Regions from separate parts of the Homo sapiens genome. Here region 1 is linked to region 2. A link is an interaction called in ENCODE POLR2A ChIA-PET data of the cell type or tissue named here. Cell type or tissue: GM12878. All regions are shown on one strand. Each heading gives the region's core, and the rest is flanking DNA. Links, peaks and the distances in the headings are about the cores only. Region 1 overlaps TRD-AS1 (TRD antisense RNA 1). Region 2 overlaps TRD-AS1 (TRD antisense RNA 1).

Region 1 (15,278 bases), core at 3,193-11,192, 66 kb before region 2:
CTCATTGCCTGCTCATAAAGTATTAGCAAATTCAAATGTAATCTCATTTGTAAAGTATTAGGAGAGGCAGAAAGTGCTGAAACTTTGTCCTCCTCCACGCCATGCAGAATCTCTAGTGTGGCTCCTGAAGTGAACATAGAGGGTGGGACAAGCCGTGAGGACAGGAGGAAGAAGATGATGCTGGTTTGTAGCAAATCTAGTGCTCAGTTGAGCAGAGCCTTCCATGTTTAGATAAAAGGGCACCCGCTCTTCTTCTCCCAAGGCCTATTTGCCTCATGAGGAATGAAGCTGTGAACCTGTTGGTTCCCACTTTCTACTTCAAAAGGTAAAGAAAGTCAAAAGGAACAAAACATCATTTTCAAAGTGTATCACTTGTAGGAGTAAAAAAAGAGTCCTATATCTTTTTATATCCTTCTATCCCTTTATAAAACAGCATACAAAGCAGTTAGGACATAAACCCCCCTTCCCCAGGACTTTTGTCTTCCCATCAAGCTGGAGGATGAGCTGGGTTTGTTGTCTTTGAAGAAAAAGTGGTTTGGCTAGCAGCCATTTTAACAAGGCTATGACAGGTCAACTTGAATCACAAAGAAGTCAGAAGCCAAGGAGATGCATTTTTGTAAGCCTTTGGTTTCTTCAGGAGTGTAGCTTCCTCATGCCAGTCAGCCTGCAGTGAAGAAAGTTGTTATAGAATAGACTGCCAGTGCTAGAAGGAATCGTAGGGGTCATGTAGTCTGGGGTTGGCCGGTACTTGCTATACTGTACCATTGCAGACATCACTAATCTATTGTGGCTCACTTTCCATGTACACATGGCAATAGCTCAGCTAGTTCAGCTATCAGTGTTGGCACAAGTCATGAGACTCTTTTGTTCTCCTTTGGTTATTATTTTTTTTAACTCATTTGTTTTGCAGATGCAAAAACCCAGGCCCAGAGAGATGAAGAAACCTGGCTAAGGTAACATGTAAGTTAGTGTCAAAATCAGGATAAAACCCAGATCTTCTGACTCTTAGTATAGCTCTCTTTTTACCCAGCCACACTGCCTGTGTCCCTGGGACTGTTAGTAAAATAACAGGTGAGCTGGACCCCCTTTTTGAGATGACTGGGTATGTTTACTGTCTGGGTCAGATCAGTCAAGTACTCTGAGTCTAGGGTTGTTCCTAGAACAGAAGCTGGGGTTGATGAGCATTTGTGAGTATTGGAGAAGGAGTGAGGGGGAGAAGCCTCACACGCAAACCCAGGCCCTGGTTTCAATTTCGTGTATGAGATTACCTGAGAACGGAATGCAAGTAACAGGCAAATAATTGACATCTCAAACCTAACTGTGTATGCATCCTGAGTAGCTAATAGTGAGCTGTTCACTACTAATGCTGTGTGTAGGTTCATCCCAAAGACAGGCTGATCCACACATAGACAGGCTGGTCCTATGATTAAGGAGTGTGAGCTGGCATTCCCTTTATCAGGACAAAGATAGGTTCTGCTTCCTCTGGATAGTCTTCAGGCAAAGCTTTACTTATGGCCTTGCAAATAACCCATGGTCTCTTGGTCGATGAACAAAATAGCAGTAAAGAAGATGAATTCTCCTTATTTATCTTCAGTTTTCTCCCTGGAGTGAAAGTGAGGGTTATTCTCTGGTATATTAGAAAAATAGTACATTATACTACCTAATGGGTTTCAGTCTGACTCAAAATGAAAGGATAACAGGAAATGGGGTGCTGTTTTGCTGAGTAGCTGAGATAGCCTACCTTATTAATTCTAAGTATGTCTCTATTTTCCCTTTCCAATGCTTCTTGGTTTCTTAGCCATTTCTAAATCCCCTTTCCCCATGTGCAGCATGGTGTGGGTAGAGATAGGAATAAGAAGCGGCTAATTCTTACCTTACAAGAAAAATAACTTGGCAGTCAAGAGAAAATTGACGGCAACAGTCTTTGCAAACAGCATTCGTAGCCCAAGCACTGTGAGGGACATCATGTTCACCTTCTCGGTATGAACTATGGCTGAAAAAGAGTGAAGAGGGTGGCTTCAGGGAGAGATTAAATTCCCTTCCAGAAATTGGGCCTGCAACACTGATATTAGCCTGCCCCAAGTCTGCCTAGTTCTTTCTGGCCTGCAAGTCCAGCATGGTGCCAGATAGCCGTCAGAGACCTTAGGCTGCTGCTGACACCCAGCCAGGCAAGCTTGGGAAACCGATGCCGACAGCCAGGTAAGCCTTGCTGGGAGAGTCAGAGGCTCTGCAGAACCAACTGGGCTCAGCATGGTTTGTGTTTTCTTTTGAAATCTGATACATTTTGGCCCCAGTGGACAATTACAGAGTTTGCTTTAACCCTTGATTCTGAAGTTGGCCCTTTGATTTGAACTAACCTTTGGGTTTATGGCAGCTCTTTGAAGGTTGCTTTGTGTTTTCAGTTTCCTTTGGTTTTACGTGATCTGGAACAAACAGCAGTGGTCAGGGTTACATTGGGAATGAAGAGGCTCACAGGATTGTAGGCTTTTAAAACTGGAGGAGACTTTGGGTGAGTGAACTGAGGACCAGAGGATGTGACTTGGTGAAGGTCACATAGCTAATTATACAACATGCTTCCCATTCTAGCCTTTTTCATTGTACCATGAGGTCAACATCCAGGCACACCAATATGCGGGAAGAACTAGGATTCTTAGCCCCACAATAGGCCGCATTGCCCTTTGTTGGAATTTAGCACTGGATTAGAATGCACGAGGACTTTCAATCCCAGAGTCTAGTATGAAGGGGACAGTGGTAGGTAAAGAGGAGAGATGAGGAAGAAATAAGATGGGCTTTATTTTAGATTCCATCTTAGGGATGACAAGCATTTCCCTCCCCTGCCAATGGCAGGCTATAGTTGGGCCTAAGTCTTATTTCCAGCATGATGCTATACTGAGAATGATTTGTCCACAGTTACATCTCTAACTTCCCTTTCACCCAATTCTTGTTCCCCATAATCTCCAGCTCCTTGAAGCTAGAAATGGCCTACCTGTAGAATCTGTCTTCACTTCAAAGTCAGTGGAGTGCACAGTTTTATTGTCGTGTTGAACTGAACATGTCACTGAATTTGAATCTTCATATTTACCAAGCTTGACAGCATTGTACTTCCCACTGGGAGAGATGACAATAGCAGGATCAAACTCTGTTATCTTCTTGGATGACACGAGATTTATTCTTATATCCTTGGGGTAGAATTCCTTCACCAGACAAGCGACATTTGTTCCATTTTTCATGACAAAAACGGATGGTTTGGTATGAGGCTGACTTCCTGCAAATATAATCAACTTATTAGGTGAGATGATTATTCACAACTTTGTGGGGGTTAAACAGTGGTGATTACCTCGATTACCCTGGAGCCAAACACTACAATCCAGACCTCCATGCATCCTGTTAGTGACCTGGGCTTATTACCACCTCTGTGAAAGGACAGGCAAGGGGAGCAGAAATGAAAGGCAGTAAGTTTGACTTCCAGTTAGGAGCTGCTAGGAGATAGGGCTGGAAGCACAGATGGAAAATGACAACTACAAAGAAGTTTCTGGATCATCTGGGTTTCGATTATCTGTGGCTTTTTTCTTTTTCTTTCTTTTTTTTCTTTTTCTTTTTTTTTGAGATAGAGTTTCACTCTTGTTGCCCAGGCTGGAGTGCAATGGTGCAATCTCGGCTCACTGCAACCTCCGCCTCCCGGGTTCAAGTGATTCTCCTGCCTCAGCCTCCCGAGTAGCTGGGATTACAGGCATGCATCACCATGCCCAGCTAATTTTTTTTATTTTTAGTAGAGATGGGGTTTCTCCATGTTGGTCAGGCTGGTCTCGAACTCCCGACCTCAGGTGATCCGCCCACCTTGGCCTCCCAAAGTGCTGGAATTACAGGTGTGAACCACTGCATCCAGCCGATTATCTGTGTTTTATTAATCAATCCTCTGGACAATCTAGGTCAGGCTGAATATCTCTCTGCACCAGTTGGTTTTTTGTAAATGCATGGGCCCTTGGATGGTAGATCAGGGCAGGTGCTCATGCTATGCATTCTGTCACTTAAAGAATCGAGGGTCTGAGAAGGACTGCATAACTGGCTCAGAGGTTCTGAGGATGGCAGTGTTGGGGTCCCGGAAGGGTGCCATCCCTTCCAGATCTGCTGGAAAGGGTGGAAAGGGATCTGCTGAAGGTAGGTGGTACATGTTTCTGCCTTTAGGTGAATACTCATTCTTCTGTAGGGGACTGACTACTGTATAGTTTCCTTTGAGTCTTTAATCAGAGGATAACAATGATCATTTTCAGGAAGTCCTTAAAGAAATAAAACCAATTGAAGCCCGTTCATTCTTGTTTTAATCTAAGAGGAACTGTGGAATGTTGGTCCCAGGATTGGCTTCCCTCCTGGCCTTCTCTTCTTTTGTGCCTCACTTTGGACTACCACCCTGTACATGCATACTTTTCTTTCCTTAAGACCACAAGTCTTGAAGCTTTGAGAGAGGTAGTGATGATTCTTTCACACAGTGCCTCACTGAAGTTTTTGAATTGTGATAAATGTTGTGTCCATGGGGACTTAAATTCTTAGGCTATCTTCAAATAACTGTTAAAGAAAGAGCCCTGTTAATACCTGAAACCAAGAAACACAACCAACCTGTGAATGATGATCAAGATACATTTTTCAATCCTAAATTTAATGCTGACTTTTAATATTAATTGCTCCTGTAAATTTGGCCCTTAGTATTTGAAACTTAGGTGAATTTTGCTTCTTGATATCAAATGAAAAATACATTGAATTCCAGTGTACTTTTACCTACTATGGTCTATAATCAAGACATTAGGTGTTGCTGAACAGAAAGTTGGTAATGAATGTGTAAATGGAAAATAAGTAATTTTCCTTTTCCTTTTTTTTTTTTTTTTTTGAGACAGGGTCTTTTCCACCCAGGTTGGAGTGAAGTGGCCCAATATCAACTCATTGCAACCTCTGCCTCCTGGCTCAGACTCTCCTCCAGCCTCAGTCTTCCGAGTAGCTGGGACCACAGGTGCACACCACCACACCTGGCTAATTTTCTGTATAAAAATAAATAATTTTTCTAATGCTTTATCCTGAATCTGAATTTGGGCTTCAGCTGTGAGGTTCACAGCAGCAGAGCTACTGCCAGATCAACTGGTTATATCTGGTTGAGAGGGGGCGATTGCTAGTCAGGAAGTTTCTGCTGATCACGGCTTTGTAAATGGACCAAAGTTGATCATGGTTTTCCTAGAAAATCAACTATTCAGAGAAACCCCCCATCACTACCATCATCATTCTCCCCGTTTCCTCTGCTGAGAAGCTCAACTAAAAGACTGATTCTGTTTCAGTCACTCAGGGCAGGAAACTTATTCCTAAGAATCTGGTTCCTTATGTTTTTGGCTTTAGTTCTAGACAATTGAAAGGATTAGACATTTTTCAAAGGGCTTTCTTGGAACCTGCTTTCAACCTGCTTGAGAAAACTTCCCCTGTTTGGTTTCCTTGCATAGCTGAAGCCACTTGATAACAGAAAGTGATAACTCTAGCATTAACGGTTGGAAACCACATGCATTGCTCACTCACCTCCCTTCATAAGTGCAACACTTCTTGCTCACTATCTTGACTTTGGTTTGAGACATACTCTGGCTGACTTTCAAGGGAGTTACAAGTTACAAAAGAAACTTGTCCATAAAATAAACACCCTATCTCCTTGTTTATTTAAGAGTATCTCTTAATCCTGGTCTGATTTAGTTGGATAATTAAGGCTTGCTAGAATTTTAAAAGCTAAATTCATCAGGCAGTTGTCAAATCATCACTTTGGGCTGGGGAGATTGGGTTTGAGTAATTTGAATAATACAATATAACTGAAAAGACAGATGTCTGAAGAAGGTCATGCACTTATGATATTGTGCTCTGACTCTGTTAGTCAGCATTTCAGATAGAGCATAATACATTGATTTGATAAAACATTTTTCTGAATCCCTCTTTCTACATTAATGTTTATATTTTCAAAACGATTGTTTGAAAGAAAGTGTCTTATAGAATCCATTGTTTGGCATCTTGGTAACCAAAGAAATGGGTGTCTGACTGAATTAAACCTTTTTAAAAACTGGAGTGCACTCAATATAGTTGCCATATGCATCCTAGTCTATTTTGTATTTGACTTAAACCCAGACGTGAAGCTGTATGAAATTGTAGTCCAGAATTTAGATTAAAGATTTAATCGTTTATCTTTGAAGAACTTGTAGTCTTTTTTTCTTAGTCCACAAATATAATTACATTGCAACATGTGTTTCAAGTGTTATTTCTTTGGAAAATTGCTTTATTGTCAGACTTTCTCTTTTTATGAACACCAATACATTGCTAAGTTTATGTGCTGGTAAACAATACCAAAAAAGTGTGTACCATTCCTGAACAGTCTTTCTTAATTTATAAACTTAGAAGTCACCTATGTTTTAGATTCTCATAGCTAGTCCTACTGATCCCCTAAGAATTGCAACAACTGTAATAAATGTCACTCAGAATTTCAAGACTTTCTGCCAATATGGGATTTAACTTAAACCCTGAAATAAAAGTTTGTTCTACCTAATTACTCTGACCATGCTAACTACCTTTCTCCAGAATCTTCCAAGCTGTAGGACACTTGTTTTCAGTTTGCAAGGAGGCACGCATACTAGTTAGCTTAGCCAAAGGGATGTGCAGAGATGAAGCAGCTTCCTGAGGAATTGGGGCTGAAGTATCCCTCCCACTGTCTCCCTTGCACCTGAATGCTCCAACTCTTAGTGTAGTTCTTCTAGATTTCTTTGTGTTTTTTGGGCTGCTCTGAAGATTTCAGAAATAAATGGGAGCTATTGTTTTAATATAGAGTATATATATTAAAATAAATAGAGTTACAGAGCTACTTAAGTGACTCAGTCTAGTGTGTTCACTCTGGCCTATTTCACATCTGTAATACTCTGTCTCCTTGTTATAATTTCATTTACTAGTTATAATTTATAATGCAAACTGGATTGCAGCCCCAGTGCCAGGACTCAAATTATCCCAGAAATATAGGAAAAAGATCAACTCACGGGGCTCCACGAAGAGTTTGATGCCAGTTCCGAAAAACATCTGTCGGGTGTCCCAGGAGCACATTATGACAGTGCCTCACAGGTAACTAGCCTGGAGCTGGCCCTGGGGCCTGAGCTGTAACATCTGTGCCCTGCCTCCCCAGCCTCAGTTCTCAGCCTAGAGACCCCACAGCTCAGAGAACTACAAAGCTGCTCTTGATGAGACCAAGGGGCTGAGTACACAGAGTCTCAGTTCCCTTTGAAGCTAATAATAGTTGAACTGCTTGATAGAGATGTGAGGGTGATATCCCCATCCAAGAGATACTAGGGCAGGGCTGAGACAGAGCAAGAGAAGAGGGTGGCAGGTGACAAATAGCTGCCTTCATGATGGAAAATCTAACTTCCAGTTTATTGAGAGGGGCATCCAAGAAGAACACAATAGCTTGAGGGTAGGGATGGGGCACTTAACTTGACCTTTCTTACAACAAATGTTAGGTTGAGGAGAGGAGGGTTATAGAAAGAGTTTCCATTCTTATTATACTCTGGTTCCATTCTCTTGGGTCACAAGTACAGAATTTTGATTAGAAACCTAATTTCCCCCATCACTCAGACTGAGTCTCACAATAATAACGAACCTGCTTTCTAATTCCCTGAGCTTGGCGAAAGGCTTTCTAAGGACCTGAGGGTTGAACAAGAAATTGGTCACTGCTCAGGGAGCCCACTGGTGCTGTGTGTCATGGACACAGGTCAGAGAAGCCAGTGCTTGCTTTGCATTGCTTATTTTTGTTTTATAATTTCTCCTGACTCTGGATCCAGATATAAGTTTCAGGAGTATATAGTCATCATGTGCAATGTAACATAAAGACCATGTGAATTACTCTGCCTCATCACCAAAAATCAAGATCGTTGGGCTAGAGCCAGGCAAAAGAGAATGACAGTTGTGTAGGGCCATTATTCACTGTCAAAGCTTTAAGGACTTGGGGTTTGATTTGAAAATTTTCACATCCCCTACCTGAGCTTCACATCATCATATTACATTTCACCACTGCAGGAGAAGAAAACCAGAGAAGCGAATGGAGTGTCATCGGGGAGCATGGTCAGCATCCTGGCAGAGGGGCTAAGCATCAGTTTCATCAATTTCCTTCTTCCCTAAGACTCCCAAAGGCACAGCCTCAAAGATTTGATTCTAACACTGCAGATAATTCCAAATTTCAAGTGGAAATGATTTTAGGGGAAAATGAAACACAGTAGTTTTTGCTCAGATGCAATTTGCTAAACATCAATCAGACTACAATCAGCTACGACATGATTCTGTTTCCCTCCTTTTCAGTGCTCTAGTCTCTCTCCCCTCAAAGATAAGAAAACTCACCAAATTCTACCATTTCCCTGGAGGCAACAGGCAGTGGAGAATCCCTATAAGTTTATATTATTCTCTGAGAGGCAGAGACCATGTTGACAGCACCAGTCACTTTTTGGACTTTTGGTCAGATAGCCTAGCCACATTCATGTACCATTCCCTACTTATTTATTTCCTCTGAATAAACAAAATCAATACCTAATCATGTAAGAGGTAATGGCTCTCCCAATGGACTTGGCATTTTGGAAGGTGTCTGAAGGCTATTCTCTGGACTGGTCTTAGTGATTGACTGTTGGCAGCTACCCAAACTACCAGAATATAGCCCCTGGATTTCCAAACATTGGAGTAGGCTACCAGTAGACAATGTCTCCAGTAGGGGACCACGACTTCTCTATTGTCCTGGAGTTGGTGGCTGTGTTTCTACATTGGATACAGGCTCCTGAACCATTGTGCAAAGTTCCCAGTTTCAGGGCTAACAGGAGAGGTGAGCTCATAACTGCTCTCAGCAGACCCAGGCCAGGATGGGACCTTGAGAACCATTTAATCTGAACCATTTATGTTGGTTTAATGCAAGTTCAGAAAAAAGTGACAAGGGCAAGATTGGCTTCTTATCCAGAGAGAGAGAGAGAGAGAGAGAGAGAGAGAGGAGAGAAAGATCCTCTTTTTAAAACTCCTTCTTTCGTAATACTTTTTTCTTTCTAACCTTCCCTCTTCCTACACTGTGACCATGACTTTTATCCCTCATAAATACTGGAGAGACCCTCCTCAACCACAGCTTGCCTTTTTCCTGGTTCTAGGGAGCCCAAAACTAAAAGCCTGACCTAGGGCTTTTTTTCAGTAGTTGTAAAAAACTTATGAATACCAAGCCTCAGAATGGAGTTTCCAAGCATATACAGAATATTTTCTTAAGAGAAATCTAATGCATTTGCTCCCAAATTTTACCCCTACTGTTTGCAACAAACAATGGGTTTCTAATTTGGAACTCTTTACTTCCCAAGAAGCCCCATTCATTCAGGACTACGCTACAACAACCCTAAAGAAATATACACACTGAGCTGTAGTAAAATGCATAACTTACCTGGTTCCACGATGAGTTGTGTTCCCTTTCCAAAGAAGAGTTGTGCTGTCAAAGCACTACCACAGGCATCATTACGAAAAACCTTGCTACCTATTTGCTCCCTGTCAGTCTAATTCATCTGTTTGGAAGTGGGTGGGTGGAGCAGAATGGGTGTAGCTGGAGACAGAGCTTTGCAAGGGTTTCTGAGATCTGAGCATTATATTTTGGCAGCTTTTTTGATGTCTGCTATCTTCTGAGTTTTGACACTTAGGCAAGTCCTTAGATTTTCTGCTATTATCTCCTCAACCTGCCATCTCTTACTCCCAGATCTTGCTTCAGGATAACATTTTCACATATTTTGCTGAGAATTGCCAAATGGCCGTTGTAGGCAGAAACGTAACAACAAGCCTCAACTAAATCAATCACAACAGGACTGTGCCTCAGCGAGAGGTGGAAGGACACAATGGTTGGAGCAAGAGCCATTGATGCAAAAGACTTGGGGTCTATCCAAAGGACTATAATAATCACAGATGACTATGATTTGTATAAATACTTTCCTACTTAAACAGCTGGTGTTTATACTACTTCAACAAAGTTATTGAAATAAACTCTATGAGGTGATATTTTTAGATCCATCTCACAGACAAAGGCACTGTAAAGGTGGTTAAGTGAGTGGCTGAGTTGGGCTTCACTCAATTTCCAGTTTCCAGCCCCTGAACCAGAGTAATAGATGGTAGGACTGAAAGGAGCCTCAAGGCATCATTTTTCCAAACCTCTGTGATCACACAAGGGCTAATTAAGGGATGCATAGGGAGAGTTTTCACTCCCTTTCCAGTGCCTTTTTTTTTTTTTCCATTAAATCACAGAATTCCTACTGGGTAATAGGACAGTCACACCATTGGGCTTCCTTGCTTTTCCTCCCAATTGTTCATAAGAATTGGTCTGGGGATAATCAGGATCATAGTGGGCAAGGGCTGGAAGACAGCTTGGAAATCCTTCATCTAACTATAGGGAAACTATAGTTCAGTGCAGTTAAGTCACAGAGTTTGTCAGCTAATGCATTGTCAGTTAATGCATTGGACAGATTGGAACTTGGCCTCTGATTTACTGGTTCAGCGTGCTCCTCATTTCACCTTGTGTCCACCCCCCGAAGTGCTGTCATGTGAGTCTGATCACAGTGGTGGCCTAGATCTGTACATGGTGGATGCATAGATGTTGAGGAGGGTAGCTTTCTGGAGCCAGGTAGAGGGAATAGAAACTCTCTAGGAAGGACAATGGATCAAGACGGCTCACTGAAGCACAGACGCCATCCTGGATTTTATCGGAAACTCAGTTCCTGTTCCTCAAGCCATCCCTTGCTATATTACCTACTGGAGCACTGCTTCCTAACCTGGTGACTTAGAAAAATATTTAACAAATGTAATTGCCAAACATAGTGGTCATAAGAAGGAAAAGTAGGTTACTTACGTTGTTGTACCTCCAGATAGGTTCCTTTGCCAAAGATCAGGGGTCTGGCACAGCTGACATACCTAATCCAAAAACTACCTTGCTTTTCCCTTTACGGCAACCCTAGCCCCAGTTGCCAAGTCACATGATATTCATCCCATGTGATTTTCTGTCCCATCTGGCCTAGCCTCTTCTCCTCCGTCTTAGAGGTTGTCCTTCAGGATGGAACAAGAGGTGACTCTAGCATCAAATAGAAATCCAAGCTTTTGCCCATATTACAATCTGACAGAATTTGTGCTCAAATAAGAGAGAATGAATATAGACTGGAAAGATGTTTTTTGGTTTGATCAAGAGGAAAGAAGGGTGGAACGTTGGTCATAGAGCAGTGGTTCTCCACCTTCGGGCTACACTTAGGTGAGGCAGGGACCTAGCAGGTTATATATACCATGCATTCCAACCTTTTAGGGGAAATTTATTTCATATCTGAGAGTTTTGCATCATTGCCAAGTATTGTGCAGCAGCCAAACTGCTTAGTACAAAATAGAATTAAGTTTTTCCATCCATTTTAATAACACATTCATGCATATCAAATTTTAGCAAGCTTCAATGACACTCTCACACTTAGAAGTGACAGTTAAATTAATTTCTGTTATACGTGAACATCAGAATCTATGAGATTGCCTGTATGTCACTCATAAAAACCAAGGAGGGAATATGGATTTTTCGGATCAGTTTACAATCCTTAAAAGACTGTAGATGATAGTTGGAGAATCACTAACATGAAGGGTGGTTCCTAGTCGTTGTAAAGTAGAAGGATGTCAGAAGATCCAAAACCTAGTTTTGACTCTGTCCCTTTCCAAGTGTGTAATCTTGGCCAAGTTCCTTAAACTCACTGAGCTTTATCTGGTTTCTCTACGAAGTGAGGATAACATCTTCCGTATTATAGGTTATAAGATTAGATACAGCATCTGTGAACTAGAGAGACTCGATGTAATTATTAGAATGTTTATTAGGGCTAAACTCAGAGAAGATACATTTTACTAGAAGCGTGGGGAATGTAATTGCACTAAGAACAGAGCTCCCAAGCAGGAAGGATTGTTGGGACAGGTTGCTGAAAAAGAACAGAAGCTATTTTTTGGTGTTATGTGATATGAAGAGGGTGCCCACTTCTTAGGGCCGTGGGTTAGGACTGGTATTCAGGTTTCTGTCTCTCTAGATCTTTTCTCTAGGTTACGTGTGACTTCCATTCTACTCCCCAATCTTCCCTTTCGAATCCAAAAGCAGTAGTCCTTACAGTGGCCTACAAGCCACCCTCTCCCCAACCCATCACCAATCTGACCTCATTTTCACATTCTCTCCCCATCACTCCCTCCCCTCCTCCAGCCACACACCCCAGGCAGCCCTGTGTCCCCTCTGCCTGGAAGTGCTCTCTCTCCAGAGGTCTGCATGCCTCACTTTACCACCTCCTCGGGTCTCTGCTCCACTGTCACCTTTCCAGTGAGACCTTCTGTGACTCTTCTGTTTAAAACTGCATGCTGGTCCCTCCCACTAGTCCTCTTTATTCTCCTTCCCGGCTTTATTTTTCTTCTCAGGGCTTATTACCACCCTAACGCACTGTATATATTTTTTATTTATTTATTTAGTTTACCATCTGTCTTTTGCCATTAGAAAATAAGCTCCAATATGGCAGAAGTTCATGCCTGCTTTGTTCATGTCGATTCCCTGGCACCCAGAACAGTGCCTGGCACTTCGTGGCAGAGACCTGTGATGGGTTGCAGAGCCAGGACTCAGGCTCGGCTCTGTAGGTTACCAGCTTCCCTTCATTTTTCTTTTCTTTTGCTTTATACCATAGCTGACTTTTTCTCTGATTCATTCATTCCTTTATTTATTCATTCACTCATTCAACAAATGTTTGTTTAGTGCTTTCAGTGTACTTATAGGTGCAGTAAGAAACAACTCAAAGTCCTTTCTCTCACAGAGCAAGGGAAACAGACAGTAAACGAGCATATAAAGATTCAAGTAGACATGAGGGCTATAAATAAAGCAGGGAAAGGGGTCTTCAGAGTGACATGAGGTGGTAGGGAAAGGATTCACTGGAAATGACATTTGAGTGGAGACCTGGAGGAGGGGAGGGAGAAAACTGTGTGAGTCCCTGGGAGAAAATGGCTCCAGGTGGAAGGACTTGCAGGTGCAAAGGCTCTGTTCTGGGAGATGCTGACTGGGAGTGAGAGGGAGTGCCAGATGCCAGGCCAAGGGCTAGTGGGCCTGGAGGAATGGGAAGGTCATCTTTTGGAATCTGAGAAACATTTTGATGAGGCCAGAATTATGTGGACTCCTTTTCTTGAGGGAAAGAGTGATGCTCTGATCATCGTCTGGACCTTTCTGTATTTAGGGACCCTGGGTCTCCAGGGGTGTAATGTGAGAGATGGGCCTCACCTGGCTCCTCCTGGGGAAGGGGAATGCTGCTTTGGGTAACTGGTTTTGGCGGGGGTTCAGAAGTTCTTCCTTGGTGAGAGAAGTGATGGGGATGGCACTGGAAGGGAAGTGGCATAACTGTTGTTTCTGATTCAGCTTGAAAAGGAGCTCATTAGAGACCTGAGGCAGAGGCTGGGCCAGGCAGGAAAAACCTCCACACATGCCCTAGTCTAGCTGCAGCCCTGATGGAAGAGCAGACTTCTTAAGAGCACAGATGCTGGCATCAAGCAGGTGATTCAAATGATGACTTTACTAAGCTGTGTGATCTTGAGGAACCCCTTTAAGATTCAGTTTCCTGATCCATAAAACGCAAGTCATGGTACCTCAATTCCACATGATCGTAGTGAGGACTGAGTGAAGTGATAATCATTAAAGGACTTAGCCCAGTGGCCTAATAAATGGTAGGCACTCAAAAAGTGGTAGTTACATAATTGTGACATACAATAATAGATTGCATTCAAAGTCCATCACATGGCCCACTTCCACGCAGATGTTCCCAACGACCATGCCTCTTTTCCCCACTGCCGCTGTTGTTACCATAGAAGTACACGTTTCCATTACTTTATTCCATGCTGTTTTGTCCTGTTTCTCTGTTCTGTTTTACGAAGCTAAGTGGTCTCTCCAGGTTTACTGTATCCAGAGGACTAAAGTGTGGGATCTACAGCTGTGGGTTTGTATAGACCTGTTCTGTTAGTTTTGTGCTACCCAGGAGCTCCGTAAGTAAGAACTTGAAAGAAGCTCCCAAGGAAAAAAAAAGCATCAAAAGGCTTCTGAGAAGATAAAGGCCCTGGGTTTGCAGTGCAGTCTCTTTAATCCAATGTTGGTAGCTTAAAAATAGAAGCTGCCATTCAAAGATATTCTAGGTTGTGCCCCCTCTGGATACCCCTTACTTTTTCACTTCAAAGGCTGATGAAATGCACCAATATGAAGTTCAGCACTTCCCAAACTTCAATTAAGCACATCTCCCCCGCTTTTTTGGTCATAGTCATCTGTCATAATTTGCTTAATAATTTAAAAAAATTTATTCACTTTTTAACTTAAAATATAATTAAAAGGAAACTTGAAATCACATGGGTTTGATAGCCTAGTTGTACTATTCTGATAGCCATTAAAAGATAGATCCATGCAAATAAAAAGAACGTCTCTCCATCTGAAAATATGTGCTGTGCACTCCGCAGTTAGGGAAATATGGACCAAGTAAATGGGTAAACAGAGGAACTTAATTCATCCCTTACTTGGCAAACAAAGGGAAATTAGGATAATCAGTCTTTAGCTTTGTTGGAATTGTGGATAAACTTATTTTAGTGAAAATTTTAAGGATAATAAGGTCTAAAGGCAAAGGCCCAAATTAGTTAAAATTTCAAAATCTTACTAAGATGTTGATTTTTTAAAAAAGTCTGAACATCTCTGCACTGACTCCACTAGCACAACTTTGGGTGTCTTTCTCCCTGACGGCAGGGCCCCTGCCCCTTTTCTCCCTGCAGTGTGTGAGGTCTTGGGTTGCTCATGCCTGTCCTTCCCCTTCCTCAGCCTCCTTGCCTGCATATGCCTGGAACTGCTTTGTCCCCATTTGGTCTCTGAGAAGAGCCCACCATCACCACCCTATCTCTCTAGAGCCTTCTTTTACCTTGAAAAACCTGAGCTGAGTGCCAAAGTCCCAGCCAGGGCAGGGCATGCTGTTTCTTTTCCAACAGCTGGTTGGGCAGATTTGGGACCACTGACCCCTATTGCTAGACTTCCCTAGGACCTTCGAAATGGGTTTTTGTATTGGTTTATTACATTTTCTTACTTAAGATTAATATGTACTATCTAACTGGAATCTGCTGCCAGGTGGAGACCACTGTCTTATTTTATTTTATTTTTTAGCAAGACACGGTCGAATTCAAATGTCATTGAAAGGACACCAAAGATGCCTTCTGTGTTG
Region 2 (15,278 bases), core at 4,070-12,069:
GCTCAGAATGCTCAGATGGCTGGAATTAACTTTGTTTCTCTGATTTGTTCTACTGAAATGTCTGGGCCTCACTGGATGTTTTAAAACAACATAAGATATTTTTGGAAATTAGTGAGGAATTTCAATGGGTGTCAGGAAAAATCACAGTGTCATTTGTCTCTAAAAAAATTTTGGCTGCCAATAGTCCATCTGTGACTCACTTTCCCAGCTGTGTGCCACCAAAGGAAGCAGCTGCTGAGCAAAACAGCATAGAAGCAAGTGGGGCCTTTCTCGAGTTGTAATTCTGCTTCTGTTACTGACTTGGGAACTTGGGATGTAAATAAACAAACTTTTTCATATCTAGTCTCAGCTCAGGATTTAATTCCTTTAGCATGTCTTCTTGGCTCCCATCACCTAACTCATCCTGAAATTGAAATATTCTAATTTCAATCTGTACTTTCCTCCTGGAACACCCCCATAATTATTACAACCAAGTATTTCTCTTGTTTCCACAAGCATCTGATTTGGGTCCTCTATTAGACTGTAAGCCCTGCTACGGTATGAGTTACACAGTGGAAGAAGGCTTGGATCTTGGCATGGGATACAGCACATAGCAAACACTAATATATACATGATTGAATACAAAAATGCCACTTCTGTACCCTGAGATTTATGGATACTTGATGAACACTTGTTAGCTAGTTAAACCTTCTTGCTCACTTTTTCTTCTATGACTGTCCTCCAAGGCTTGCATGGGGAGATTGGAGGGCTCCCAGTTCGATTATGAGATGGTTGGGGCAGAGACTCTCAAATATTCCATCGACTCCACCATAATTTTTGCTTTGCTTCTTATGGATCATTACCACAAAACCTGCCCCTGGGCAGTGCTCACCAATCAATGCATGGTTCTGTAATGACTTTGTTCTTCTACCCCTAAACTTTTCTTTACCTTCAGTAGAAGCTGGTTTTGAAAAAGAAGAAAGACAATTTCTCCCACTGGGACTTTTAGCATGGAGTAATGAATGACAGAATCAGAGATGTGAATGACAGATAGAGCTGCATTTCCCTATTGCATGTGACGTGGCATTAGTCTTTGAATGTTGGCTCTCGGAGGAATTACTAAGTAGTTCCTTACTGGCAGAGTATACAGCAGGGTTACCAGAGTTGTAAGTGTCCTGTAGGAAACCTGAGTGCCCCATGTTAACATTCAGCAGTTCTGGCTCTGAGGTGCCCTGGGGAAGGGCAAGCTCAGGAGGAATAGGGACTCAGTCACTCACCAAATATCCCCGAGTCTCTGCCTGTCCCATGAGGGTTAAGACTTTGAAATCTGACCCCAAAACCAAATTTTACAAAGGATCCTTCCCCAACTCTTTATTCCAAGAAGAATTTCCCATTTTGTGTTATCCCATGTCCCTGAAGGGCTGTTCTTGGGGGGCTAACCGTGCTGATAAACCCATATGTTGGCTGCAAATGAGAAAGCTAGCAAGATAGCAGGGGATTTGTGTTCCCACTAATGAATAAAACACAGAATCCGAATTAGCAGGAGACCCTGCGTCTTCAGAAAAGAAAACAGAGAAGACAGTCCTCACTTACCCCCAGTTCTCAGCTCAGCAGTTCACACCATCGAGTTTCCATGGCTGGGGCCTTGAATAAGCAGAGGCTGAAGTGGAGGTGTCTTTTAGAGCCTCCTCACTTCTGGAGTCTTGGACTGATCCTGACTTCCCAGTTTTTGAGGATGACACAACGTCAGGCATACTGTGACTTTGACTTGATTTGTTATCTTCTTGGAGGTGGAAACTTTTTCAGGTCATCTACTATGCCTTTTATGTTGATAGAACAAATATTTTACTTCAAAAATATGTGCATAAACAACTTTAATTTTACTTTTGGCTTTAAATTTATACATTATTCCACTATTCTATTCATTTAATGAGTGGGGTTACTGTTGTATTTTAATATCTCGCAAAGCCTATATTTGCTTATTTTATGATGGTCAAGCAGAAATTACTTTCCTCTGTTTTTTTTTTTTCTACATAGGAAGCCCTCAATAATTTATTGCCATCCAGGAAAAAGGTCCTGAAGGCCTTTTGAATTGTATTTCTCTGAATTTCCATTGATATTTACTTCTTACTAGATAGGATACTAATGTAGAAAATAATGTTTAATTGTTCAAGAGACTGACATTTCTTATCAACAACTTCCTAAAGGCTCAACCCAGCCCAACACAGGGGAAATTTAGTAATCATCCTCAGGATATTATCACACTCAAAAGCAAAAGTAGTTAATACTCACTGAGTGCTTTTCATGTTCCAAGCTTTGCTCTGAATACAGTAACATGTGCTATAGGTCACTTAATTCCTGCAACAATCCCCTGAGGTAGGTGTTATTGTAATCATTATTTTATAGATGAGGAAAGCAAGGCAAAAAGTAAATTGCCCAAGGTCACATAGCTATTGAGTCAGTAAATGGAAGGTCTGGAATTCAAAACTCAAGAAGTCTGGCTTTAAAGTCTGAACTTGAGCTCAGTCCTTTTATGATGCTTCTTACAGCTTGCCTGTCTATGTATCCATTCATCTATCATCTATCTATAAATTTACTGTACATATCATGTATACATAGATATTTAATATTTTTTCAGGCTTTTAGAAATGTTGGTAAGTTAAGGGTATGTCATTAAGATGTTAATTGCTGGCCTTAATTTTGTATGTGTGTGCAATTCATTTGTCCTTCTGTGTATCAAAGACTACTTTTATTTGTCAGCTGGAAGATTCAAGTAATTATACAGGATTTAATTTTAATTTCTCATGGTTTAGCAACATAAAAGTGAGGAGATTGTACCTGCTGAATACATTTTATTATTTGAGAAGTGTTTGTTATATATGTTGGTATCCTTCACAATACTCAGTACATCAATTTGAAAGCCTTAAGGGACTTTTAGTTTGGAATGAATGAATCGATGATGCATTCAAGATGCAAGTTTAAGATGACACTAAACACCCTGTGTGTTGTTGGTGGATCTTTTGAATTTTCTGTGTTGAGGCTGCTTGAGGCTTACAGTGTTTGTTCAGTGTGATATCCAGCATGCATCATGGTGCCCACAGTGCACAGCAGTAAATGGCTCAGTCTCTTGGCTGCACATGCTTAAGGATTCGGGTTCTGGAGAACAATTTTCTGTCCACAGACAACTAGCAGTGCTCTGATTCCAGGGTGCCTTGAAAGGATAGCAGATATAGGTAAACCTTTGGTTAGCTCTTTGCAGATGCCAGCACAAAGAATCATAATTCCCATCAGGAATGTTATATTAGCGTTGGAACTTGACATCTGTCCCAATCATTGTGGCCATGTTGGAAGGCTGTGTGATTTCAGTCTTGCAGGAGCCATCTGGCAAAGAAAAAAATGATAGAAAATGAGAAATGAGAAGTGGTGGGGAATCACACCCGTTTACCTGGGGGCCACTTACAGAGGAAGGGCAACGCAGTGTAGAGAAGCTGGTACACGGCGTGTCTGCGATTCTCAGTGCTGTGCACCAGCAGCCTACATTGCATGCACAATGCACTTGGGCCACCTTATCTACAACAGCCATGTGGCTGCTTCATTGCTGAAGCAATAAAAGAAAGAGGTCCTTGGGGGTGGTTGATGCTGATGCTATCAAAAGACACACTCAGATTTGTTGAAAGGCTGCAATCCAACAGGCTCCTCAGAGGAGGCTCTGGTGCCCTCTGCCACTCAGGGCCTGTGTTTTCAGCATATGGTGCCATTCGCTTATCAGCCCCAGGAGGCTTATTCTCTGAAAGGAAACAGCCAGGAAAATAGTCTTTTGTTGAAAGACACTTGGTGGGTCATGATCTCTTGGGTCCTTGTTCCTGAATTTCAGGAATCTAAGATGCCCAGAAGGATGAGCAAAGGTAGAAACAGTCATTTTTCCAAGTGGACTGTGGCTTCTATTGCCTATCTGACAGTTTCTAGTACTCAGACTCACTCTTCAGAAGCCAGACAGGGAGAAAGTATTTTGCTCATTTTAAATTAATCAATTAATTGATTAATCAATCAACCGTTCATTCAGCAAGTGTTTATTGAGTGCCAAGTATATACAAACCTTCTGCTGAATGCTGAGGATACAATGGAAAAAAAAATCAGCTGAAATTTCTGCCATCATGGAGCTGGAAATCTGGTAATGATGCATAACTTTAGGCAAGAGAAGCAGGTACAGCCTGTTAGATTCTGTATATGATTCTGGGCAAGGGTAAGGTGAGGGCCTTCTGGAGTCTGTGCATATTCAGGCAGGACTTTTCCCCAGTCAGCAGAGCTGGTTGTGAGCTCACTATGGAGGGACCAAGGCTGGAATTTTCCCTGGCAACCCATGCCAAGTTCAAGAGTCAGAAGGTTGCTTTCCTGCCCACCTTCTTTCATAGCCATTTTCCCACCAAGAAATTATTCTATTTGTTGACAAAGTTTTGGAGTTCCTGACTTAGCACTGTTATTCTATTCTTGGAGCAGAATCAGCTTGGCTGCTATTGTTCCCACTGTGAGGATAACTGCATCTTTTGTGTGATGGTTTTCTTTTCACTGTGTACACAATGATTGCAGAGCCATAAAATTTTAATTTGGGATAAATAATAAGCTATCTTTAGGGCCAGTCTTATTTTGGGAGTTGGGACTGATGGAGGTCAAGGATCCTTTCTTTTTTCTTGCCTTTCTCAAAATCTGTACCCCCACCCCTGCCACTCTCCTACTTCATCTCTTTCCTTCTCTGTCTTTCAAGATCACATATCTTTCTGCAAAATACACTCATGAACAATTTTAAAGGGAGAGCAGGACAATGGACAAAGGAATAAGGAGACATTCACCCCAAGATGCCTGGACTTAGGGTTACACAGAATTGAGCTGGTGACAACTGTGACTGCACAGATACACCATAGACATGTGCACGAGGAGTGTTGGTGGCATGGCTGTAGGTGTGCCCACACCAGAGCAGGTGGGGTGGCATTGGTGGCCAGAGGCTTGCCCATGGCAGTGTGGATGGTGTTTGTGACAGTGGAGCTGGTTGGGAAGATGTATGTGTGCTGCACGGTGGCCCTGGACAGGCCTACCCAAGACTCCCAGGAAGGCTGTCTTTGCTGTTGGGGGAATGTTGTACTTGAAGCCATTTTACTGGGCTGGGGTGCCAACTGGATAGGGAGGTCAAGGATTTAGAATATTTTCCCTGGATCTGGGTTTCCTTGTTCCAAATCTGAAGACAGGGGAAAAGATTATTCAGAGAAGAAAAAGAATATAGATGTTTGGCTTTTATTTCTTATTCAATCAGTGATCAAATGGGCACAGACAAAGTAGTTGGGTGCTTATTCACACGAACAGCTTTATAAATAAGAGGAGTGGGCAACTATGTAATGATTTTTGAGGGTCCCGAGAAGACCACTGCCCCCAAATCTCCTCTATTGGTACCTGGCATTCTGCCACTGGAGATTAAGCCTTTGGACCATAGAAACATAAAAGCATTCCTGGAAGGATTGACACCTTAAGCCTTAATGGACAAATGAGTAAGGACTGATTTCTAATGGTAAGACCTTGGGGCTTGGGAACTAGGGAATCTTCCAGTACATAGCCAGGATGTCGGGAAGAGACAATCTCTCCCTTTTCTTTCATTCCCACATATCATTTATCTATTTTTGAGGTGTTTCTTAAATCTGTTTTCTCTTTCCAAGTCCTTCTGATCCTTCTCAATGTCTACCTCAGTTTCATATTAACTTTACATCTGATCTCATTGTTTCCGGTCTTGGAACCAGTCTTCCCACCCATAGTAATCTTTCCAAGCACTCTTTGAAGCACATTTCCTCTTATATGCCTGTGATTTCTGCCCATTTCCCATATAACAGAATCTAGTCCCTTAATGTGATTCACAAAAGCTTTCTCAGTCAAGCCACAGCCCACCACTCCCACCACTCCACTGCCCCAACTCAGGCAGACTCAACTCTCACCAAGTGATCACTGTTCCCCAAGCACAGTTCTATATCCCTCCTGGACATTGCTCAAGCTGTACTCCCTCTGCCCGCCATGTCCTTCTCCAATCCCTCATTTGTCAAAATCATTCATCCTTTAAGTCACTTTAACTAAAACTTCCATGGGGAGGATTTCCTAGTCCTCCTGAACCAAGCTAATTTCCCCTCCTTTGGGCAACTGTGCATTGTACTCTGACCAACATTTGTCACGGTCTGACTTCAGAAATTCATGACATAAAAGTCTATATATGTCTCCCATTGGAAACCACATACTCCTCCCATTCTCTCACTGGCTTTGTGAAGGTCCATTTCTAAAAGATAGGTTTCTTAGGGAATTGATTTTCAAGAGGCTGCCAGGGTGCTCTATCCAAGACACAGATGATTCTTAGAAGTCTCATCTGAATCCTGTAGGCAAACTGCTGGACTTTGAACAGAACTTGAAAGAAAGTTTTCTGGTTGGATAATTTCTGGTGAATGACCTGAAAGCCCTGGCTCCCACACCAGAAATAGTTGGGATTCACAGTCCTTATTGGAGTCCTCAGTGTTCAACAAAGTAGCGTAATGTGATCATTTCCCCAGGGATAACCCAATGGGTGCAGTTTGGAAGGACTAACCAAGATTCCATGCTCTGCCACAGCAGCATAAACAGGGCTGCTTAGTTTTGGAATTATAAGAAAGGACTATGGTCTCAAGGGAAGCAATCTCAGACACTTCTTGCCCGGGCAAAAGTTAGTGTCAGTAGGAACTGGGAAAGATTCTGGGCTTTTTGGAATCCCAAGACAGGAGGGTCTGTGGCCTGCCATCAGTGTTAAACCTGGACATCAGGCCTGGCATCAGGCCTTAGGTATTATCCACTCACCGAGCCTTGGACCTGGAAATCACAGCCCTGATGCAGGTCTGTATTTGAATGCAGGGAGCTGACCCTGGACACTTCCTGCCTATGGAGTCTTATGTATTGACTGCCAATCTCCTCTCTTAGGGAAATTTCTGTACATTGTTTTTTGCGGGTATAGAACAGAGATTTTGCCCTAGAAACCCATCCCTTACTCACACCAAAGGCATCCTGAGCAAGACATACTAATAGGACATGCTTCACCTATGATCAACTCACCTCCCATTGGGCAGTGACAGAAAAATGTTATTTTAGAATGATTTTTTTCAATCTCTGTTTGCACTCAGGAAAGGTGTCAAAGGACACCTTTTTTTTTTAACAGCATTTTTATGAGAAGGATGAGGCCCATATACTCTGGGGACCTAGGTTTGAACTGTAGGGAGAGATTTGTTAGAAATTTTAATAATAGGGATAACTTATAAAAGCAGGATTTCCTTTTTTCTTTCTTTCTTTTTCCTTTGGCAGAGCTGCTCCTTGAAGATTGCTGACAGCATTGAATTTCTGTAGGTAAAGACCCTAGATGAACTTTGAGCACTCTTCTTCTGTTGAGAAAACTAGTTGAGAATGAGGTTATTCTCATTTCAAATAAACACTCACTCATTGTATTGGAGATTATGAAGTTATCATAAAACTGAAAACAGGTGTCGTGCATCAAAATAGTAAGTGTTCTGTTAGGAAAATTAAATGGTGTCTGTTTAGTTAGAATGAGGGGCATATTTTTCCCAAGTGTGAATTTAGTTAGGGCTGTTGATGTCACACACATAGTGTTAGAAGATCTAATAAGACAGTTGAGCACCAGGTTTGCTTTGTCGGGGTCATGAAGGTCGGGCCCCGTCTGAGAAGGTGGAGGGGCAGGTAGAGCGCTTCCCTGGAGGAAATGTTTTTTCTCACTGTCAATCATCCCAGGGCAGGAAAAGAACTAGTCTTGGACTGAGAAGAAAAAATCTCCTCTGCTCTCTGCACTTGGAGATATGGAGATGCCTGCAGACTTCTACCGGGCGCCTTGAGCTGGTCTTTGCTATGCGTAAGCCTGCCTGGAGGTAGAAAGAGTCTCAAGTTGGGTTTTGGGTCTCAAAATGTGCTCTTCTTTCTTCCTCAAACATTTAGCAGTGCTTTGAATGATTAAGAGAGTAGACCATGTCCACCTGACATGGGATCCATTGTGGTGAAGGTAGAGGGGAGAGCAGCCTGGAGAAAAGTCTCACAAGATGATGAAAGATGGCCTGAAGAAGAGCTCTGGCTCCATGGAACTGTCAAGCCCCGTGGGGACCCACTGTGGCACATGAAATGCCCACAAATCACTTGGGGACATCACGGATACTCAATATTCCACATGATGAGCCCGCAGGTTCTTGTAAATTGAATATTAATGAAATAGTGTCTGTATTTTGTAATCCACAGGCTGGTGAGGTCTGAGGACACATGGATGACACAATGAAGGACTTCCTAAAAATAAGAGACCTGAAACTCTTGAAGTGGTGTTTGAAATAACATTTGTACAATGACAACCACTGATTTAATTAACCACCTGACCATCCTTAGTTGTCTTTAAGACTAAGAATGCTCAGCAACTGATTAATGATTTAAACTTTGGGTGTCATAAGAGCTAGAAAACAACAACAAATCTGAAAATGGCCAGTTCCATTTTATACATATGTATCCATACACGCATTCATCCATTTATTCATCCAGCAAGTATTTGTTGCCAAACACTGTGCTTGCTACAGGAATGCAGACCTTACTAAGACATTACCCTCCAGGGGCTTACATCTGAGTGAGTGAAGACAGGTAGGAATCTGCATCCCCTAGTCAGAGACACAGATTGTTTCTGGTTAATGACACAGTTAGGCAAGCACCCCGCTCAGTTTCTTTCCCAGGGGATTGTGTCACCCATGAAACCAGATGTGCTTTTCCGTGAGCTACCTTTTATTCCTATGATCCCGTGTGGGGGAGATGCTGTAATAGACCTAGCTGTTCTGCTAGCCTATGGGCGCTCCACTGGTCCTTGGTTTTGGCTTCCAACCAGAGGCTGCTTCCTGAAATGACAGGCAAGGTTGAGACAAAGATGGAGCGGAGCACCTAGAGTGCTTTGGCTGGTCCAGCATTGCCCTCCAGTGTTCAAATGCAGGAAAGTGGGAAACAATGAATTCTTAGCATGAAGTCCTGAGATGGCTGTCTGTGGATTAATGAGGGGGTTCCGGGTGGCTCCCCCAGATGAGGGGTGGGAAAACAGAAATTGGGAGCCAGAGTTGAGAAATAAAAGTGAGGATTAAGATTCATTAATGACAGGGCACCTTGAGAGATAGGCATAGAGAGAAATAGAAACAAAGACCCTGTCAGTTTCCTAACTTGGATTTTGTCAGGAGAAACAGCAATTGTCCAGCAAGATGACCAGGCTCCCCTGGAGATTAGAAAGCATGGTGGTGGCAGTGGAGGACTGGTTGCCTAGAGCTGTATATCCAGTCTTCTCAGTCCACCCTTTTCAAGGTTCTAGGGAGACTTTGATCTAGAATTATTACCTCCAGGTTCAGGGGCAGTCCAGGAAAGAGCACAAATCTCCTGAAATAAAATTGGAGGGAAACATTTGTGCATAACAAACCTTTTTCATTAGATTTGCAAAGAGATCTAGGTCATAAGAAGGTAAGTCTGCATTTTTCCTGGGACTTAAATGTTTTCAGTCTCCTGTCTTACATCTAGGTAGTTCATTAACTCAGCCTTGGAGGGAGGTTTTCTTAACCTCAGGGAGTTCCCCCAGTTGGGTCAATGTCACTGAGATGTCCAGCACAGCAGGACGCTGTCTTGCCTCCCAGATCATGGATCTATATGAGTCAAGGCTGAAGTAGCCTTGGCAGCCAATCTGCTCTTGGCAAAACCTGAAACTAGTACAATGTTTGCGTCTTTCGTTTTGTTTCACCTTTGCACACCTAGATCACCTAGATCACCACTTATCTTATGGTGTCATGGAAACAATGGAGCTTCAGCCCCACCCCAAATCTTCCCCTGCTTTATTTCTTCTAGTTGACCTATGACTTGACTTACTGAACCTTCATCAAGCTTGAAATCCTCTCTGTTCCTGCCCCTGTTGCTCTCCTACCTTGTTCCTCTGCAAAGATAGAGAAATGAGTCAGAGAAACTTCCTGATCACGTTAAAAAACAAATAAAATACCTGATGACTAGTTCAGGAGCTGGGTAACTACAGCATAATGTATAAAAGGTTGAATTGCTCACATAATTGTCTGTAAAGTTCAAGCAGCTTAGGCCTTTCTGTAGAAGACCTCAGTCTTTACCCTATGCACAATTCAAACTGTGGTTCAAGTGCAGGAGGACTGAGAGTACGACACTGAGGATACCTTAGTGACAGGGCTCTTGGAAGACACCACAGTTATAGTAACTCTGCATGTGTGTGTGTAGCACTGTGTGCATGAGTGTGCGGTAAAAATGAAGCTTTGCGAAGTGAATAACTATGTCTTTCCTGCACTATCTCATAACCCCAGTGCCTCCAACAGAGTAAGCACTTGCTTATAAGCATATTGCCCCATAGTACAGTGGTTAAGAGATGATGCTTTGGAATCCAACCATCTAGAATTGTAGCTCTTCTACCATAGTTGTTCAATCTTAAGAAAGTTTCTTAGCCTTTCTGACCTTAGGTTCCTCATCCATAAAACAGGGATGCCTTCACTCCCACACCCAGAACGTCGATGAGGATTAGAGATGATGCATGTGAAGCCCGAGGCATTGTGCCTGACACGTGGTCACTGCTCAGTAAAGAGTAGCTGTTTATGCTATTTCCATGTGTGGGTATGTGCAGATCTCTGTGAGTGTATGAGAGCTTTTCATTTCAGAAAATGAAATGTGCAGGCATGGGGTGGAACTGATTCTCTCCTACATGTCCTTTGCCACTCCCTTCTATAACCGTGAAGACTTTGCTCAAGTTTCCAGGGACCAATGTGCTCTTGAACCCTGTCTGGAAGGGGAACACCTCTTGCATATAAATAAGCTTTCTGTTGAAATGGGCATGAAGGGACAGTGGCTGACCCTCCCCTTCTGCTGTGTGCCCTGATGCTCATTTGACCGTCAGCACCGCTGTCTTCTGCTGTGGACGATTGTGATCGACCCAGTCTTGGGAGCTGCCAATGCAACAGAGAATTAGAGCCTTTGTATTCAATCATCATTGAGAGCCTATTAGGAGGACAAGGTACCATGTGGCTACTCAAAAGGCTGAGAGTCTGGAAATGGCCATGACAGAGGAAAATCCTTTCACTTGGCTGATGGAGGCCAGGTCTATAGCTTTAAGGCAATTGGCACAGATGCTGAGCGAGGGGGGTGCATTCATTTTGTGCTCAATAAAACAACTTTTATTCAGGGATGTGAATTGTTATCTCCTCGGGAAAGGTGAAGGTACAGAAACAGGTTGTAATTCCTTGGAGAATCTAATTCCCTTGTAGCTGGAGACAGAAAGACAGTGAGAGGGAGGGAGAGAGATAGATGAAAGAAGCTCTGTTATCCTAGGAAGTCCTAGGTAATTACCCAGCCTGAATTTCTCCTGGAGCTTCAGGATGGTACCAGATGTGTCCAGGCCCTCTGTGCGCCACCCCACAGAGCTAGCAACCAGAGTCCGTCTCCTCCTCCCGTGGCTGTTCTTCATGTCTGGGAACACATCAAAGGAGGTTTGATGTTCATAACTGCTGTGAGTCATTTTCACATGGAGCTGCGGGGAGCTGCCTGTACTGCTGCATGCTGTATAGCCCTTTGTGAGCGCAGCTGAGCTGAACCAATCCCCTATTATGGGTGAGAGTAGATTCCTCCTGGGAGACCTGGATTGGGTCCACACCCCTGTGCAGAATAAAATAGGACTTCTTATTGAGAAGTAGTTATTAAAACATCCCTCAGTCTTGGCTATGCACCTACACTGCCCACAGGGACAGCTCTGCATGGTCCTTCCACAAGAGTGTGGCCACCTCCAGGCCCTGCTGTTAGTGCCAATAACATCTGAAGCCTCACTGTTTGCCTCACTCCGAGGACAAAGGACATCAACAAGACTCCAACCACCACCCCATTGCTTCTCAATTGGAGAAGGAAATTCTGCTTGCTCCTGTTGAGTTTGGCTGTTGCTGGAAAAAGTGTCCCATACAACTCTCTTTGAGGGCTGGCAGAGGACTGGGAAATTAGCCACAAGACTGTGAGCTGGAATGGGCCTTAGTCATCATCTGGTTCTAGTCCCTCAAATTACAGATGATAAGTGAGGCACAGAGAGGTTAAGCAAGTTGTCTAAAGTCACACAGACAAGTGAGGATTTCTAGCGCAGGAAGTAATTTTCTAAGAGGGGGAGAGAAATCCTGGTAGGGTGAATCTTGCTACTACATTTTCACTGGAGGATGCTTCAGAGGGTTGAATCTGTGGGAAAGCAATGGGGACCAGGAGAGCTGCAGCTGATCTCAGTTTTATACCTCAGTTTCTCTGTACGAAAAATGGCTGTATTATTTATCTTCATTTCAGGACTGTTAAGGGGCTTCATGAGTGACTCTGAGAAGTCCTGAGAGTTCTGGGCTTTCAGGTTAATAAGATAACAGTTTCTTGTTGGGCCTGAGACAAGGACTAGTTGCCTGGACTGAATAATCTGTTCTCTGTTCCTCAGCTACCCTGAAGGCCTTATGAAGCCCCTGGGTTTGGGAGTGTGGAAGAATTAAATAAAGGAATAGTCAGACTGAGTGGTGGGGTTGGAGAAAAGTGTGAGAAGTGGGGAAGTGGGCGCAATCCCTGCCTGCTCTGGACCTGGGAACACTCTCCCAAGAAAAAGTGTGTCTTCCGAGTGAGGCTGTTTCCTGCAGTCGGCAGGACTGGACTCCCTCCTTTTGTTTGGGGCAGCATGGAAACCGTGTTTCCCTATCTATGTGCACCTGAATGCACTCTAGTTATGCTGTATCTTTTCAATTTTGCTGGAGAAGCAAGTGTGGTTTGCTCTTTAAAATTCCCAGAGCTCCCTTTCCCATTTGGGATTTGTGGTGAAAGGTCAGACCGCAGAATTGTCTCGCGGTAATGGGGCTTCTGAATAAATGAGCCCCCGAGGGCTGCCAGGGGGACCAGAGAGCAGCAGACGCCTGCTGGGACTAAGCCCGGCAGCAGAAGCCACAGTGTCCCCCTGGCCACGGAAAAGTGGCCCCAGTGGGCTGCTCCTCATTTTCTGGCAATGTGCCCCATCCCCTGGCATGGTGAAGTCCCACGAGCCCAGAGGCCCACGTCCCGACATCAGTCTTCTCAACTGCTTTCTTCTGTTATTACCTTGTCAACAACAGTATCCGGAGACCTAAAGGATAACTCTGCATGATGATGCAGTGAATGACTGGTTAGGTGCCTCCTGTTTAATAACCAGAGAAATATTGCTGTGCGGCATCTCTCCATATGCTGTGGCATCTGCGTCTGGCATGTAAGGGACTAATTTTCTTCACATATCTCATTAAAGATGTAAAGCAAAATGGAGGGGCTTCCAGCCTAACTCTTGCCCAGCCCGCCTGCAACTCACGTTTCTTACCATCTGCTGCCATCTAGTGGCCACTTGTCTCTTTTCTGCATCTGTTGATTTTATAACGGGGCTGAAGTTTTGGCCCTTGTGAAACAGAGGTAAGACAGTTACATAAAAACCGTAATCCTGGATCTCCTCAGATTCCTCGTGGCAACTGAGGGTTGATTCTCACCCCGTGACATCCACCTAGGCCACCGTGATATTGCCTTCTGGGGCTCGAGAGCCTTCTCCGCTGTGGAGAGATATGCTCTGTGGACTTTCTTACAAATCTGTCCGCATTCCCAACTCTAAAACTGACTCATAAAAACCTGATACACTGGGCAGTTCTTTCCAAAAGGCAAGGTGAATCCTCTGATCTTGGGGCAGACAGAGTCCCACACTCCGTGCTGAAATCCCCCCGATTCTTGAGGAATCCCCAGAGGTTGGGACAGAAAAGGCACCCAGAGGAAGGGAATTCCATGGGTCTTTTCCAACAGCCCACCTGCGCATCTCCACACAAAGTCCTTGTGAGAGGAAGCCCACTTCCATCGCAATTCAGGACTCACTTTTCCGAGGCTGATCTTGTCTGACATTTGCTCCGTGGTCTGTGCTGGCATCAGAGTGTGTTTTCGGCCGTGATTCGTCAGCGTGGGGCTTGGGATAGCTGTGAAACACTCCCCAGGATGGAAAACACAGTGTGACATGGAGGGCTGAACTTATTGCAACTCGTGAGAACGGTGAATGAAGAGCAGACAGGGCCCGTGCCAGCTGCAGGGTTTAGGCACGGGGTGCAGGTGCCTATGCATCACCGTGGGCTCCTCACACGAGAGGATGGGGCCCGCACCTCTGGGCTACGTGCTAGACACAGAGTGATGTTGCTTTTTGTCATCAAACCAAGCAGTTGATATTCTCTTTAAACCTCAGCATGTGTTCATAAATTTCATTAATTGATTCATTCTTCCATATGTACTCAGCTCTAGGATATGCAGTGAAGTAAACACAAAAAACAAGAGTATGACAGTCTCGACCCTTGAGGATCTTATTATTAGAGATGGAAGTAAAAAAGAAGCATAGCAGTCAAGGCTGTATTAATTCTCCATATAAAAAATGTCTAACATACGAAGTAGGGATTCAGAGAAGGGTCACTAGCAGTTACAACAGCTGAAGACTGTATCATGGAAGTAAATATTATAATTCAAACTGCCAAAGGAATTGCAGTTGATGGTGAAATGCTCTCTAAGATGTGTGGCCTCCTAAGCCCCCGAAGTCTAGGCACTCTGCTCCAGCTGTTGTCTCCCTGAGTCGGAAGACAATGGGAGACAGGGGAATCTTCTAGGAACCCATTCATTGACCTGTAATGGTTTTCTTCCCCTCCTTAATATTACTGTTCATTCATTGATTGACATGTTCATCCATTTATTCATTCAAGAAACCTATATTGTGCCAGACCTGGAATTACAGAGATAAATCCAAAAGTATTTCATAAATTTTCACACTAGGTTGCCACTGAGTTGGAGCTTCATAGAACAGAGACAAGCCAAAATCACTAAAAATTGCTGTCTCCATCTTCAGGCACTTGTGTTAGTTTCCCGTTGATTCTCTGCTGCTTTTAGATTATCTGCCCATGGGGTTCTTTCGCTTTCTCTCTGCTGACCCCAGTGTTCTGCTGTGTTTTTTCACAGTCCGTTCATACCCTTACCTCTGGAGGTGAGGGTGAGACAAGGTTCCTGGTACTTCTAGTCAGCAGGGATGATGGTCAGAGAGAACATTTTATTGGTCATGTGGAAATAATCTAAGCACAAACAAACAAATAAAAGACCTCTGCTTTAGTCTTGATTAAAAATCCCACTAGTTTGCAATGGTGTTTGATATGCCTTGTGAGGAAGAAATTCTATTATGTCAAATTTTCAAA

The links. Peaks named below come from ENCODE experiments on the same cell type or tissue, not always from the same donor. Only the 100,000 strongest peaks of a DNase experiment are listed, where the experiment ranks them.
Region 1: POLR2A ChIA-PET joins it to region 2 with 10 read pairs; 3 of 35 experiments call an interaction of 5 or more read pairs at or near these places.

What each region holds. Positions count from the first base shown.
Region 1 is chr14:22,450,919-22,466,196 of GRCh38, reverse strand. The region is part of intron 2 of TRD-AS1 (TRD antisense RNA 1); the gene reads left to right. It also overlaps TRA, TRD, TRDJ4, TRDJ2, TRDJ3 and TRDC. Among named protein-coding and RNA genes, the nearest start is that of TRD-AS1, 24 kb to the left of the region's middle. RefSeq lists enhancers at 1,462-1,681, 2,104-3,303. In GM12878, for the core only: no CTCF peak of the experiment used is centred there; no DNase peak of the experiment used is centred there; H3K27ac peaks cover 1,146 bases.
Region 2 is chr14:22,385,727-22,401,004 of GRCh38, reverse strand. The region is part of intron 2 of TRD-AS1 (TRD antisense RNA 1); the gene reads left to right. It also overlaps TRA. Among named protein-coding and RNA genes, the nearest start is that of TRD-AS1, 90 kb to the left of the region's middle. RefSeq lists enhancers at 12,495-12,995, 13,104-13,333. In GM12878, for the core only: a CTCF peak has its summit at 8,970 (motif pointing left); DNase peaks (open chromatin) are centred at 8,954 and 9,944; H3K27ac peaks cover 838 bases.